Linked DNA regions of Homo sapiens: all the other regions are linked to region 1. A link is a contact called in ENCODE Hi-C or POLR2A ChIA-PET data. All regions are on one chromosome and are shown on one strand. Each heading gives the region's core, a stretch centred on a gene start or an enhancer-like site at or near the end of the contact. The rest is flanking DNA. Distances are from core to core; before and after follow the strand shown.

Region 1 (2,632 bases), core at 56-2,555:
ATTAAACAGTGCAGACAGAAAGATGGCAGTAGAATAAAGCATTCTACATTAGGAATAGGGAGAATATAATCAGTAGTTCACAGCCCCATGAATGAAGCACAGCATACAACAAAGTCTGGCTGGGATTTGGGATAAAGTGGACAATATCTGTCTGCTCTTGAGTGGTAACTAACAAACTAAACAGGGATATAGACTGTGGCCCCTATTAATGTGATACTGTACCTGAAGTAACCAACCACACTCAGCAAAACATGTCAACCAGAGACTGAATCCTCTTTTAGTGAGTCGTCTCCCTTACTGGCAGTTTTCCTACTTTCTATCTTAAAAGGGAATCCACACACTCAACACCGCAAAACGGTAAGACATCTCACCCCTATATTGTGGCTCTGGCACTTCTGGTCCGCACAAAAGCCATGGTTCTAACTAGGGTGGGATTTATGCTCCCCGTTCAGTGAAGGGCTGTGGCTGTTTGCAGGGTGCAGGCTCCCTGCGTTGACTCTCGCTTCCTGTCACACAGTGGTATCACCACCGTGACGGACCCTTGACATTAACAAGTCTTTGACTGAAAAACTGATGTGATCTGCAGCCAGTGAGGGGATGCGTGGTGGCCCTGCCGAGTACCTCGGCAGGGTCAGGAGGGTGGCACTGTGGCCAGGCACCTCCGCGGCACCGAGCGAGGTGAGCAAGCCTTTCCTGAAGTTTCCCTTCCTTCCACAACATTAACCTGCCAAGCCTCCCACCCCCACCCCGCCCTATTAGGAAAAGTCACGCCGGCAGCTCACTGAAGGGCAGGGGGACAGCTCCTGGCGCCCCACAAAAGTTGGGCTCGGCAGCTGCCACAACTTAACGCTCCTACAGGAGAGTCGGGCCGACACCGCCTCCTCCGGGGGCAAACCTGAGCTGCCAACTTTCCCACTGCCCACTCCTCTGCGCACAGCAGCCCAAACTTTGCTGTTTGCCCACCGGCCGCACCCCGGGCGAGCGGCGGCGGCGCTGACCTTCAAGCCAGCCCCGGGTCCCGCACTGGCCGCCGCCCGCCCCCCGAACCTCCCTGCCTCCCCCAGATCCCCTCTCCCTGCCTCCCTCAGCCCTCGTGGGAAGCCCGCGGTGTTGGGGGAGACGGCTGCAGCCCGACCCCGCGTGTCACGACTGCCCACGACCCTCAGGGCTCCGGAGAGCCCGGGTCCCGGCGCCTCGGCAGCCCACTCACCATTGGTGAAGGGCTCCATTTTCCCCCCGCCGCGGCTCCTTACAGCCGGAGCGCCCGAGCTTCCTACTCCGAGAGCTGAGGCGGCCCAGCTGACTGAGCATGCCCAGCGCGGCCTCCAAGGGCTGCCAGGGAGGTGCCGCGAGGGGCGGCGCCGCTCCGCCGTTCCGGGTTTTCGTGGCAGCTGCAGAAAGAGCGAGGGAAGCAAGAGGGAAAAGCACAGTCAAACCCCCTGCTGCTCCGTGGACAGGCGAGGTGGGAGCGGGTTCGCGCTGGGGGCGGGGCCTAGGCGGGGCCGGGAAAGCCCAGCCCCTACCTGAAGTGGACCCGGCTGCGGCGCTCTCCCCGGCCGGGAACGGTGTTCAGTCACTCAACAAATGTGGAGCCCTACTGCGACCCGCCCGATCCCGGACGCCGAGACACCCGCACTGCGCCAGAAAATCATGGTCCCAGTCCCAGGAGCGGACATTCCAGAAACAGACCATAAATAAACACAGAAGACACACGAGTGTAAAGTCAGTGCCCCGCTGCGAATTAAATCGGGGTGATGTGATGGCGAGTGAGTGGGTAGTTAATTCGGATGGCTTGGTTAGACGAGGCCTCGCTGAGCAGGTGCCACTGAAGCCGAAGTCTGAAGGCAGAGCAGGAACCTGCGGGCGAAGGTCGCTATCTGAACCGCGAATCGCTGGTTTCCCTGGGGAGGTTGGCCGCGGAGGGATCACTGCTCGAAGGACCGAGGGAGCGGGCGCTGTAGGTGTTTTCGGCAGAGATGCCCGCCCGCATCAGAGTGCCTCAGGAGGGCGGTGAGGAGGAGACGGAAGAGAGGGCGGGGACCTCGCAGGGCCGAGGGCGCCCTGGGGTCCAGTCCCGGGGCTGGCGGCTGCCTTGCGGCCTCTAGGTGCGGGCGGATAACAAAACCCGGCGCCGGATCGCCCGGCCCGGGTCGCGGGCGCCGCAGGATGTGGGCAGAAGGCCCGCCTGTTCCGAGCCTTAAATCAACACCTGCGGTTCCCGGGGGTGCTACCACTGGGGCCCGCAGCAAGGCTCCGCGGCGCTAGGCCCGAGAAACCGAAACTCCCCTAGTCGCCCCTGCCCCCCAGCACTCGCGCCATTGCCTCCAGCCCCGAGCCACCATTGTTTCCAGTGCCAAATCGGGCAGCCCCGCTAGCCTCCGAGGCCGAACCGCCAGGGGCCCCATAAGCCCCGAGGAGGCTCGTCGGGAACCGCTTCCTTATCCTCTCGGTATGCGCATCGCCACCACCCTCGCTGCAGAGGCCGCCGCCCTCCCAGCGCGCCATCACCGCCTCCTCTGCCTCTTCCCCTCCCTCAGCCCCGGCCCCTGCATTGACTTGGCTCGGGCTGCGCCTCACTGCGCCTGCCAACTGTCACACGCTCTGAGGCTTTCAACAGCGGGGCGCCAGGGAC
Region 2 (2,632 bases), core at 95-2,594, 1.2 Mb after region 1:
TTGTTACCCAAGCTCCCGGCTATCCTAATCAGGTTCCCTGTAAAAATCAATGGTTAAGTTTGGTCAGGAATCCTCCTCCATGGCTCCGTTCATGCGCCATTCACAATTCCACCTCCAAAGTCCTCCTGAGCCAGGCCGCGTTTTCGCCTCAACCCTCTGCCGGTTCGGCTCCCCCTGTACTGCCTCCCTCTGAAGAAGAGGAGAGTCTCCCTCACCCAGTCCCACCGCCTTACAACCAACTTGCTCCCTTAGGGTCGTCCCATATCTCCTTGACGACGTCCCCTGTGGGCTCGCCACCCATTGCCTCTCGACTGCGGCCGCGGCGGGAGGAAGCAGCCCCTCTACTACCACTGAGAGAGGCACAAGTCCCTCCGGGTGATGAGCGCTCAGCCCCCTTCTTGGTTTATGTCCCTTTTTCTACTTCTGACTTGTATAATTGGAAAACCCAAAATCCTGCCTTCTCTGAAAAGCCCCAGGCTTTGACCTCACTGTTGGAGTCCATACTCCAGACCCATCGGCCCACCTGGGATGACTGCCAACCGCTCCTTTTAACTCTCTTTACCTCTGAGGAGAGGGAGCGTATCTGGAGAGAGGCCAGAAAGCACTTCCTTGCATCAGCCAATAGACCGGAGGAGGAAGCTAGAGACCTCCTTGAGAAGGTCTTTTCCTCTACCCGGCCTAACTGGGACCCAAATTCCTCAAGTGGAACGAGAACTTTGGACGATTTTCACTGGTATCTCCTCACGGGTATTAAGGGAGCCGCTCGGAAACCCATAAACTTGTCTAAGGCGACTGAAGTCATCCAGGGGCCCGATGAGTCACCAGGAGCGTTTTTAGAGCACCTCCGGGAGGCTTATCGGATTTACACCCCTTTTGACCCGGCGGCCCCCGAAAATAGCCGTGCTCTTAATTTGGCATTTGTGGCTCAGGCAGCCCCAGATATTAAAAGAAAACTCCAAAAACTGGAGGGATTTGCTGGAATGAATATCAGTCAGCTTTTAGAAATAGCCCAAAAGGTTTTTGACAACCAAGAGTTTGAAAAACAAAAACAAGCAACACAGGCAGCTGAAAAGGCTGCTGATAAAGCATTCAAAGGACAAACAAAAATCTTAGTGGCGGCTATCCAAGAGGTACAGAATGAAATGGCCCGTTAATTTGGACAGACACAGAAGAACAGGCTTTTCGAAACCTGAAAAAGGCATTAACTGAAGCCTCTGCTTTAGCCCTCCCTAATATCTCAAAGCCGTTTCACCTGTTTGTCCATGAAAGCCAGGGAGTTGCTAAAGGGGTGCTTACTCAGACTTTAGGACCCTGGAGACGCCCAGTGGCCTATTTATCTAAGAGACTGGATCCCGTGGCCTCTGGATGGCCAAGTTGCCTGCGAGCAGTAGCAGCTACAGCAAGCCTAGTCCAAGAGGCTGATAAGTTAACTCTGGGCCAAAATTTAACCCTTACAACTCCTCATGCCATAGAGACTTTACTTCAAAGTGCTTCTGGCAAATGGATGTCAAATGCTCGCATCCTGCAGTATCAGTTTACTGTTAGATCAGCCTCGTTTGACTTTCTCTCCCACATGGTGTTTGAATCCAGCTACTATCCATGACTGTCAGGAACTGTTAGAAACTACCGAAACTGGCCCACCCAATCTTCAAGATATGCCCCTAGAGAAGGTGGACGCCACTGTGTTCACAGACAGTAGCAGCTTTCTCGAGCAGGGAGTATGAAAGGCCGGTGCAGCTGTTACCATGGAGACAGATGTGCCGTGGGCTCAGGCTTTACAAGCAAACACCTCAGCGCAAAAAGCTGAATTGATGGCCCTCACTCAGGCTCTCCGATGGGGTAAGGATAAACGTATTAACGTTTACACTGACAGCAGGTACACCTTTGCTACTGTGCATGTACATGGAGCCATCTACCAGGAGCGCAGGCTACTCACCTCAGCAGGAAAGGCTATCAAAAACAAAGAAGAATCCCCCATCTTCAAAGCCTAACAGATCAAGCAGCTCTCCAGTGCACAACCTGCGCCCAGGTAAATGCCAAGCAAGGTCCTAAACCCAGCCCAGGCCACTGTCTCCGAAAAAACTTGCCAGAAGAAAAGTGTGAAATTGACTTTACAGAAGTAAAACCACACCGGGCTGGGTACAAATACCTTCTAGTACTAGTAGACACCTTCTCTGGATGGACTGAAGCATTTGCTACCAAAAACGAAACTGCCAATACGGTAGTTAAGTTCTTATTTAATGAAATCATCCCTTGATACGGGCTGCCTGCTGCCATAGGGTCTGATAATGGACCTGCCTTCACCTCGTCCATAGCTCGGTGGGTCAGTAAGACGTTAAACATTCAGTGGAAGTTCCATTGTGCCTATTGACCCCAGAGCTCTGGGCAGGTAGAATGCATGAACTGCACCCTAAAAAACACTTTTACAAAATTAATTTTAAAAACCGGTGAAAATTGGGTGAGTCTCCTTCCTTTAGCCCTACTTAAGAGTAAGGTGCACCCCTTATCAGGCTGGGTCATCGCCTTTTGAAATTATGTATGGGCAGGCGCCACCTATCTTGCCTAAGCTAAGAGATGCCCATTTGGCAGAAATATCACAAGCTAATTTATTGCAGTGCCTACAGTCTCTCCA
Region 3 (2,632 bases), core at 44-2,543, 1.2 Mb after region 1:
AAATTAAGTTTTCAGAGATCAATTAATAGTGCTATAAATGAGTCATTTAAAATTAACTCCCAGTCCCTGTCTTTTCCTCCGCTTTCCAGAGGAACTATTTCTGAACTGTCCCAGTGAAAAGTATTTTTGCCTGTGTTGAGCTTTGAGAGGGATGTATTTTTAGAACACCAATATTACACTATCACCCATAGGGTAGACATAAAAAAACACTGCTTTTTGCTGATGAAACTTAGTGACCCCGTCCCTTGGAGTTGGCACATTCAACTGTCTGCTGCCTACCAAGGGTCAACCCACAGTCGTGAAGTGTACCAGTAAGTGCTCCACATTCCCACTGGGGCCTTCTATCTTCCTAAGAGTGTTCTCTGACAGGGCTGTTCCCTGCCCAGTGAAACAAAGGACCAAAGATTTTCTCAAAAATGTTTAAAAATTTGACCCATGTAACGCGGACACTCCACACTCACGGAAGTGGGCAGAAGGGGGAGGGGGAAAAAAAAGGAAAGAAAAGCTTCTTCAGCCTCAGCGCGGAGCAGCTGCTCTTCCTTACCCAGACGGGACAGTCGTGGACCACCAGCTTGACATTCCCAAACGCACTGGCCTGATACTCGGTGAACACCGGACGCGCGACCGTGCTGGCCGCGTTCAGCAACAAGCTGCTCTCGTCCCCGGAGACCAGAGGGCTTCTCCCCAGGTAAGTGCGGATAAGCCCCGACGGCCGGTTGTCCTGGTGGAATGTGTCCCCCTCGTTCCCCAGCGCCACGATGTGGATGGACCTGCACGGACAGAGGGGGCGAGGGGAGAAGGGAAGCACGGTCAGCGCGCGGGTCTCTCCTCGGAACAGGAAGTGCGGGGGACAGCGCGCGGCGAGGATGGGCACCAGCCCCTGTCCCTGGGGCGCACGGCACGCGCTGGAGAGAGACAATGGCAGGACGGCGGCGCGTACGTACATGATCTCAAATCCAAGGGCAGGGCGGCGACTCGGAGAAAAGCAGCGGCTCACGGCTTCGCGGGGCCCCCGGGCGGCGAGTTCACCCGCAATCCGCTCATCCCCGGCCGCGTCCCCCTCGCGCGCCTCCACCGCGGCGGGGCCGACGCAGAGCGGGGCCGGGGCCGCGCCAGCCAGCGAGCGAGCCGGGGACCAGGGCGGGCTAGCGGGCGGGGGATAAGCTGCCGCTACTCAGGGAGTGCCCGGGAACATCGCCGGGCGCGGGACCGCCGCACAGCCCCAAGTGGACGCAGCTGACCGCAGTCCCCTCTCCGCCGCGCCTCCTCGGCTGGCAGCTGTCGCCTCCTGCTGCCGCTGCCGCTGCTCCTCCTCCTCTAAGCAGAGAAGGGGGGTCGGGGAGATCGGGGCCTCCGCCCCCTCAGCGGACCGGGCGCAGCACGTGCCAGCCCCGGGGGTCGGGCGGATGCGGGGGACGCGCTCCCCGCGGAGGCCCCGGGAGCTCCGGTGGCGGCGGCTGGACACAAAGGAGCCGCCCGCGCGGGGCGCCGCGGAATATAAATTAATAAATACAACGCCCCAGCCCGAGAGCTCCCAGCCGCCAATCCGCCTGCAGCAAGTTTGTTCAACTCGCAAGGCCGTAACCAGAGCCAGGAAAGGGGGGTGGGGCGATGGGGCCCCCGCTCACTCCGGACTGGAAAAAGGAGGTTAGGGAAGCTAGGGATTCCAGCCCGAGTGCCGCCCCAGCAACCCGATTTCCCCCCCTCTTGGCCTTGACCGAAAGTGCTTTACCACGTCTGCCGCTTTCTCATTTGTCAACATGCGCTACAGCTGTTTTCTAAAATCATACTTGTGAGAAAAAATAAAGGCAACATTCATGCTGCTGCAGAAAGAGTTCTTTGTTCACACACCAATTAATTTGCTAATGTCGCCTTGGGGGGATTATTTACTATTTCAAGCTATATTTAGCGTATTTTACCGAAAACTTCAGGATTTTAAATGCTGGGATTTTTAGTGTGATCGTTTTTAAAGGAAGTTATGTATGGGGGTTTAACGTGTTGGTAAGTTAAATGCCAGTTTACTTGGAGATTTTTCTGTACACGTTATGGCCACATATTTAATAATAGCTCCGCAGACCAACTGAAAACATAATCACGTAAATGCAAAGATACTTTAGATTCTTTCATAATAATGCACTGAAGTAAAGGCTATGAATATCCCTAACGTGCTTCAAACTACCTCGATACAAACGAACACTGGGATCCACTTACTAACACCAAAATGGGCCAGGGATTACTCTGGGGTTAGACTCCTCCATACAGTATTAAAATTCTAACCAGTACCTTACTCTGTGTTGAAAAGAGTTCTTGCTTATCCTTTTATCTGTTTATTTTTCCCTTCTGTAAAATTGGACTGTTTCTTTTCTCAGCTGAGCTATTTTGAGGGTATGAAAGAGGGGGTATTGAGTAGGGCAGTAAAAAAACTAGGGCAACAGCTTTTTATTATGGGCCCTTATTGCTCGGTTGAAAGTAGTTTAATAGTTTCTCGTGCTCAGAGAGGATATAATGGGAGATATTCTTTATGTGGTCACTGTTTTTTTTTTTAATCTAATTTCCCTTTGCATTTTCTACGATTTCTCTTTGAGTCTCTAGAACCTAAACCATCCTTAAAAATTCCAGCATGCAAGATCAC
Region 4 (2,632 bases), core at 50-2,549, 1.1 Mb after region 1:
GCCAGGAAAGAAAACAGAGCTCAAGAGGGTCCACATGAAGGTTTCCTTCCTTATCTAGTCCCCAGAGGCTTTTTTTTCTAAGTAAAACTCCCAAAGAACTAAAAACAAAGGAAACACAAAAAATTCAACGTGGTATAGAAATTTCGGTAGAAGAACTTTTATTGAACAGTAAGATTCAAGATTTCACCAGGTGAGAGGGGGAATTGAAAATTAGTAGAAAAATTCCAAGGGGACCAGTTAGCCACAACAAAGAATGGGGTTCAGGGAACTTCTTAGGGATGTATCTTCCCCTCAATACAGGTAGAGGAGCAGCATCAGAAGCAGGGCGTTGGAGAGAGGCATAGAAGAGAATCACCTTCTCCTGGCCCACGCAAGCTACCTGGTGTACCTTCAAGTTCAGGCCAGCTGCTGTTCCTGCCCGCTCTTGGAGATGAAAAGGTTTCCCATGCCCCCACCTCCTCCCGAGTTAATTCTCTCCAGGTGCTTCTCTTGATGTAAACCCAGGGTGCTATTAGCAGGCTCCTTGTTCTCTTGCTCAAATCCTTTCCAACCTTTCCAACCTGTGGAGCTCTGCTGTTTCTAATTTCTAACCCCCATCTTGTTTCTTTCCCCCAATATTGAATTCTGCCATAATCTTCAGATCAACTCTAGTTGTCTCCATTTTTTTTCTGAATGCTAAAACCTTCCAGCCGTCTTCTCTTCCACTCCCTGACCACTCACGAGTCACCTGCATTTCTTACCCCAGTCGTCATCCTTGTTTCCATGAACGATCCTCTCCAGGGCTTCCTGCCAGAAAAGTATTTTGCAAGTTTCATTTGAATTTCTACACAGTATAATTCTGAACATGTAAATAATATATAAAGTCAACCTATGTTTGGAGCTAAGAGTGACAACAATCTCTCACACTACAGATCCGTCCCAAATTGGTAATGCCCTAAAAATGCTAATAAAAATAAGGTGCTTGTGAAATACTCAAATCCCTTCAGTTAGTACAAAAACAACTGGTGACCTAAAAATTCAAGGAATGGCCCAGAGTAAAGGGAAATGTAATGTTGACTCTGGTTTACAGAAAGTGAATCTGAGTCATGGCAGATCCTGAAATTTCACATGAACTCATTCTGCCTGTAAATGCCCCAGCATCAATAGTGAGCAAACGTGCATTCTGGCCAGCCAGGCAGAAGCACTTTGTTTTCCATTGTGCGGTGACGCCAGATCCCCATTGCTTCTGACAAAGGCCCTCGTCAAGCCTGTGTGTCATCGTTTGCGTTTGCCACAGCTGCAGCGGGGTGCGCGCAGACCCACTTCCCGACTGCTCATCAACCGACCTCCCTGGGGCCGAGAGGCAAGCCGGGTCCGCGCGGGGTGCAGCGCCACCTGCTGGAATTCATGCGATGGAGCAGCAGCCTGAAGTGGCTGCGGAGTCCAGAAGTCCTGTCCTTGAGGTTTGCTTTCAGACAACGGCCAGTCCTGACTGCAAGAACAAAAACACTAGCAGAAATATGCACCCGTTACGCAAACCAGCCCTTAAGGCTGCACATGATCCTTTCCCCACTACAGAATGTGGTGTGGCGTGTATATGTGCACCAGTGAGTATGTGGGGGGAGAGGGGGTACACCCATTTGTGGTGGGGGGGGTATAATGTGGTGTGTTCATGTGCGGTGTCTGTGCATGACCTCTCAAAGGTAGGAAAAGTGGCATCGTCGTCATACTCCTTGTTGGATTGGTAAGGAATTGTTCAGTTGACAGAGATTTTGATATAACTTGTTCCATTTATTTCCTCGCTACGCCGTTCAAGTAGATAAAACGTTCTCGACCAAATGAATTGCCAGTGCTCTGGCTCTCTAGAAGAATTACTCATGACCTAACCACGCTGGAGGCTGACAGCTAACTAATGATCTTTCCCTCTTTTCAAAAGACTTTGCCCATATGGGAACAAAGACTGTCATGATCCCCCAGCCAGGCAGGGCTGGCCCTGGGCTTGGAGGAGGCGATGAAGTAAGACACAGGCAGCTATGGGAAGAAGTCAACCACTTCCACGAGGCCAATTGTGGGTGTCTCAGGAAACAGACAAGTTGCGAGTCTATGTTTTTGCCAGATCCTCTGCCCCTTTAGAGACGTGCTCGCATGTCACATGCGTGAGGCAACTTTCCGTGCCTAGGAGGTTACTGACTTAAACCCAGGGACACTTGTTGAAGTGGGAGGCCTGACAGACAAAGGCAAAGGTGTTTGATGAATGGCTCTGCTGGCTGGTGATGTGGAAGTGTTTGCTGACAGTTCGAGAAACACCAGGGAGCCAACAGATTAAGTGTTCTGTATTTTCCTGGCTACTAAATAATAACTACAGTTTCCTGAGGGTTTACTCATGCCAGGCAGAAGGCTAAGTGCTTTACCTTTGTTTTTTTGTTCATGAAATCCTCAAAACTGCTCTATAAGCCATGCACTATGATCAGCCCTGCTTTCCCGATGAGGAAACTGAGGCCCAGAGGGGTAAGTTCCCTGCCTAAGGTTACACAGCTCAGGAGTAAGGGGAGGACTCAGGTCTCTGCGGGCCAAAGGCCAGGCTCCTGATGCTGACCCTCCTGCTTCCCTGCCATTAGTGCCCTGCGAGGCCCGGACCTGCCCTCTATTTTCC
Region 5 (2,632 bases), core at 56-2,555, 1.0 Mb after region 1:
GATGTGAGAGGCTTTTTTTTTTTTCTCCCCTCAACCCATAATGTTTGGGCCTAAAGTCATAACTGCAGGTCTAGTTTAAAAAATAGCACATGTGGCTTTCAGGTTGAGGTTTCTATTTTCTGTTCTGATTCTAGACTATTCTGTCCCTAAACTGTGGAGCCTGAATAGTACATGCAAATATATTTCTCTAGCTTAAAGTATATTTTCTAGATTTTAAGGAAGTCACAGAATCAAGAGTCTAGAAATAATTTGAGAACAACAGAGAATTCTAATGTTTAAATGTTTGCAGTAAGTTTGTATCTAAGCTAATATATAGTCTATATATAGTCAAATAATAGATTTTAGATAAAATTAAGAGATGGACTGGCTTCCTGGGATGCCGGAGGGGAGGTGGGTTCTGAGGCCATACAAATTGGGAAACTATTCAGTATGAAAAGACCCACAGCAAAGAAAGTTATTTTGTTTAACTTGGCATTTCCTAAATTTATTTGAGGAAAGAACCCCTCTTTCACATAAGGAAACTTTTCAGCATGCTTCAGAAATGCTGGTGGAAAGAAAGCAAACACTTCAGTTCTAGGCCTGGCTCAGGCATTAATCCACCTTTTCATTTAACAAATATGCATTGAGTGACTACTTTGTGCCACGCACCACTTGAGGTGCTGACAATATATTCAGGGAACACAACAGACAAAAGCCTCTGTCCTTGCAGAGCTTATATTCTAGTGAAGGGAGAAAGACTATAAACATAATATGTTAGTATTACAAGGTAATGAGTGTTTCAGACAGCCATGGAGCAGGCTCGGATTTGTAGTACAGGGGTTGTCAATCTAAGTATGACTCTAACTTGAACAAATCACTAAGCCTCATTGTCCCTAATCTATAAAAAAGAAATTATAGATGATCTTGGCCCGCTCAGCTATATGAGTCCACTTTAACACCAGGAATTGTCATGTCAAACCATGGTACTGCTGGTTCACTGAGCATTTACAATCACCTTATCAGAAAAGGTGTCTGTCAAACAAGAATTCTGTAAGTTTGAATGATTTGTAATCCCACAGAAGAACAAAACACTTAAATAAATGAAGAAAACCCTTGCTGGTTCTATTTTTAATCTAATGTATACCTCAATCCAATATTGAGTAGAAAGTATTTGACTCAAGGACAGGAAACCTGCAGTAAAGGTACCAACAGCTTTTCAGCAGATGTTAGCATTCACATATGAGAAAGTTGCAGCAGTGTGCACATTGTGCTTCTGCCCTAGATCCTTATGTAAATAGGACGTCCGTGACTTGATGTTGAAATGACCTTTCAGGCAGTATTCTGTTGCCACATGCCTGAGCTTGTATCCCAGAGTAATTAGACGTTTTGACTTACACATCTTGGTATACAGTGTTTATGCTAATTATAAATGTCTGAAAGTTTCCTGAAACTTTTTCTTTGTAGCTTTTTATCAAAGACAGACAGGAGGTTGGGAGGAGGGTTGTGGATTGTGGTCCTAAGCCTTTGATTTTCAGTCTCTCATTTTTGGAATGAAAATTAAAATCTGCTTTTCCAGTTGCCGAGACATGGTGGTATATTTTTATATTCTTCATCTTGAACAAGAAACTGTTTGGAATCACAGCATTTTAATACTTTTTAAATAATATTTTATTCTTAAGGCATTTAGCTAAAAATTCAAGATTGTGAGTCCCTAAATAAAAATTATTCCCAACTGACCTGTAGGAAAAGCTTAAAATACTAAAATTAAAATGGAGAAGTTTCTATCTCACAAAGGAATGGTCTTCCAATATTGTTTCAAAATCAGACCTCAAAACTTATTTCCTGTGGTGGTTACCTCAGTCCTCAAAGCTGACCCTAGGTCTACCAGTAGCAGTCAGTACATTTTCACTTCCTCCTCCTCGTATTTCATGAACCTGAAGGCTAGTTTTTAAGAAAATGCTTTATAACCATTTTGGAAAAAAGAACTGTGTAGATACACAATGGAATAGGCTCCTGCATATCAGAGGGGACTGACGCATATCCACAGGTTCCTCTGAAACTCTGCCTGAATGGCTCTAGATTAGACAAGGTCTCAGACCCACCCTAGCTCTGGCCTTCAACAGTCCCACAGGTTCTGGTCTGCTCTGAAGTTGCCATAGTTTAGTTCTAAAGCTTCCCTCTCACCAACCTGCCCTAATTGTCATATATTACCTGCTCTTTCCAATAAGTCTCCTGCTTTCCTGTCCATTGGCCAAATTGTTACACAGCCTTACCAGCCATAAACATAAGTGCTACCTTATATACCCATTTCATTCTTAAGAGTATACTTGGATATTGATACAATTAACTTTGTGTCTAATTAATACATCTTCAAGAAATTAGATGCACTAAGTCTACAAACCCTTTTGAAATTTTAAGGATGTAAAATTTGCCTGAAAACATCTTGCTCTTGAAAAGCTTCAGATTAGCTCAGACCATACCATCTGCATTGATGCTGCTCTGAAACTACCAAGAAAAGGCAATGTAGAACTCTGATTGGCCTGGGCTTAGCTCAGACCATACCATCTGCATTGATGCTGCTCTGAAACTACCAAGAAAAGGCAATGTAGAACTCTGATTGGCCTGGGCTCCATGTCCCTTTGTTCCCTAACCT

What was found. A loop is a pair of places that touch in the nucleus more often than their neighbours do. ChIA-PET counts read pairs that join two places held with the same protein, here RNA polymerase II (POLR2A). Pooled maps may share reads with other maps.
Region 2: a map of K562 shows a loop between it and region 1 (4-fold over the local background). The contact joins the enhancer-like site here to the promoter of LNPEP in region 1. A Hi-C loop is called at or near these places in 2 of 168 maps with a recorded cell type or tissue (CD4-positive, alpha-beta memory T cell and K562) and 4 of 50 pooled maps.
Region 3: a map of B cell shows a loop between it and region 1 (9-fold over the local background). The contact joins the promoter of RHOBTB3 here to the promoter of LNPEP in region 1. A Hi-C loop is called at or near these places in 2 of 168 maps with a recorded cell type or tissue (B cell and CD4-positive, alpha-beta memory T cell) and 6 of 50 pooled maps. POLR2A ChIA-PET finds 5 or more read pairs at or near these places in 1 of 52 experiments (Caco-2).
Region 4: a loop to region 1 is called in a pooled map, with 4 times the contacts of the local background. The contact joins the enhancer-like site here to the promoter of LNPEP in region 1. A Hi-C loop is called at or near these places in 7 of 50 pooled maps. POLR2A ChIA-PET finds 5 or more read pairs at or near these places in 2 of 52 experiments (HepG2 and activated T-cell).
Region 5: a pooled map shows a loop between it and region 1 (5-fold over the local background). The contact joins the enhancer-like site here to the promoter of LNPEP in region 1. A Hi-C loop is called at or near these places in 11 of 37 single-sample maps with no recorded cell type and 4 of 50 pooled maps. POLR2A ChIA-PET finds 5 or more read pairs at or near these places in 1 of 52 experiments (A549).

Annotation. Positions count from the first base shown.
Region 1 is chr5:96,934,753-96,937,384 of GRCh38, reverse strand. It overlaps LNPEP (leucyl and cystinyl aminopeptidase), which reads right to left and starts at 1,305. Exons shown (of 18, transcript NM_005575.3): 1 at 1,211-1,305. The coding sequence starts at 1,229. LOC124901030 reads left to right here and starts at 1,310. Exons shown (of 1, transcript XM_047417984.1): 1 at 1,310-2,632. The coding sequence starts at 1,310. The coding sequence ends at 2,014. It also overlaps a transcript of ERAP1 not described here. RefSeq lists silencers at 772-851, 982-1,051, 1,992-2,061, 2,502-2,621 and enhancers at 1,642-1,951, 2,252-2,391.
Region 2 is chr5:95,709,248-95,711,879 of GRCh38, reverse strand. It overlaps a transcript of SPATA9 not described here. Among named protein-coding and RNA genes, the nearest start is that of RHOBTB3, 21 kb to the left of the region's middle. Within about 2 kb of position 1,344, at least 10 of the 41 ENCODE cell types and tissues checked have a DNase peak (open chromatin) inside an H3K27ac peak, as active enhancers do.
Region 3 is chr5:95,729,997-95,732,628 of GRCh38, reverse strand. It overlaps RHOBTB3 (Rho related BTB domain containing 3), which reads right to left and starts at 1,293. Exons shown (of 12, transcript NM_014899.4): 1 at 945-1,293; 2 at 545-770. The coding sequence starts at 946. It also overlaps a transcript of SPATA9 not described here. RefSeq lists silencers at 931-1,310, 1,371-1,500 and an enhancer at 1,661-1,870.
Region 4 is chr5:95,857,643-95,860,274 of GRCh38, reverse strand. LINC01554 (long intergenic non-protein coding RNA 1554) reads right to left here. Exons shown (of 3, transcript NR_026936.1): 3 at 142-1,471. Among named protein-coding and RNA genes, the nearest start is that of LINC01554, 6.7 kb to the right of the region's middle. Within about 2 kb of position 1,299, at least 30 of the 41 ENCODE cell types and tissues checked have a DNase peak (open chromatin) inside an H3K27ac peak, as active enhancers do.
Region 5 is chr5:95,923,569-95,926,200 of GRCh38, reverse strand. The region is part of intron 2 of ELL2 (elongation factor for RNA polymerase II 2); the gene reads left to right. Among named protein-coding and RNA genes, the nearest start is that of ELL2, 37 kb to the left of the region's middle. RefSeq lists enhancers at 1,182-1,476, 1,958-2,097. Within about 2 kb of position 1,305, at least 6 of the 41 ENCODE cell types and tissues checked have a DNase peak (open chromatin) inside an H3K27ac peak, as active enhancers do.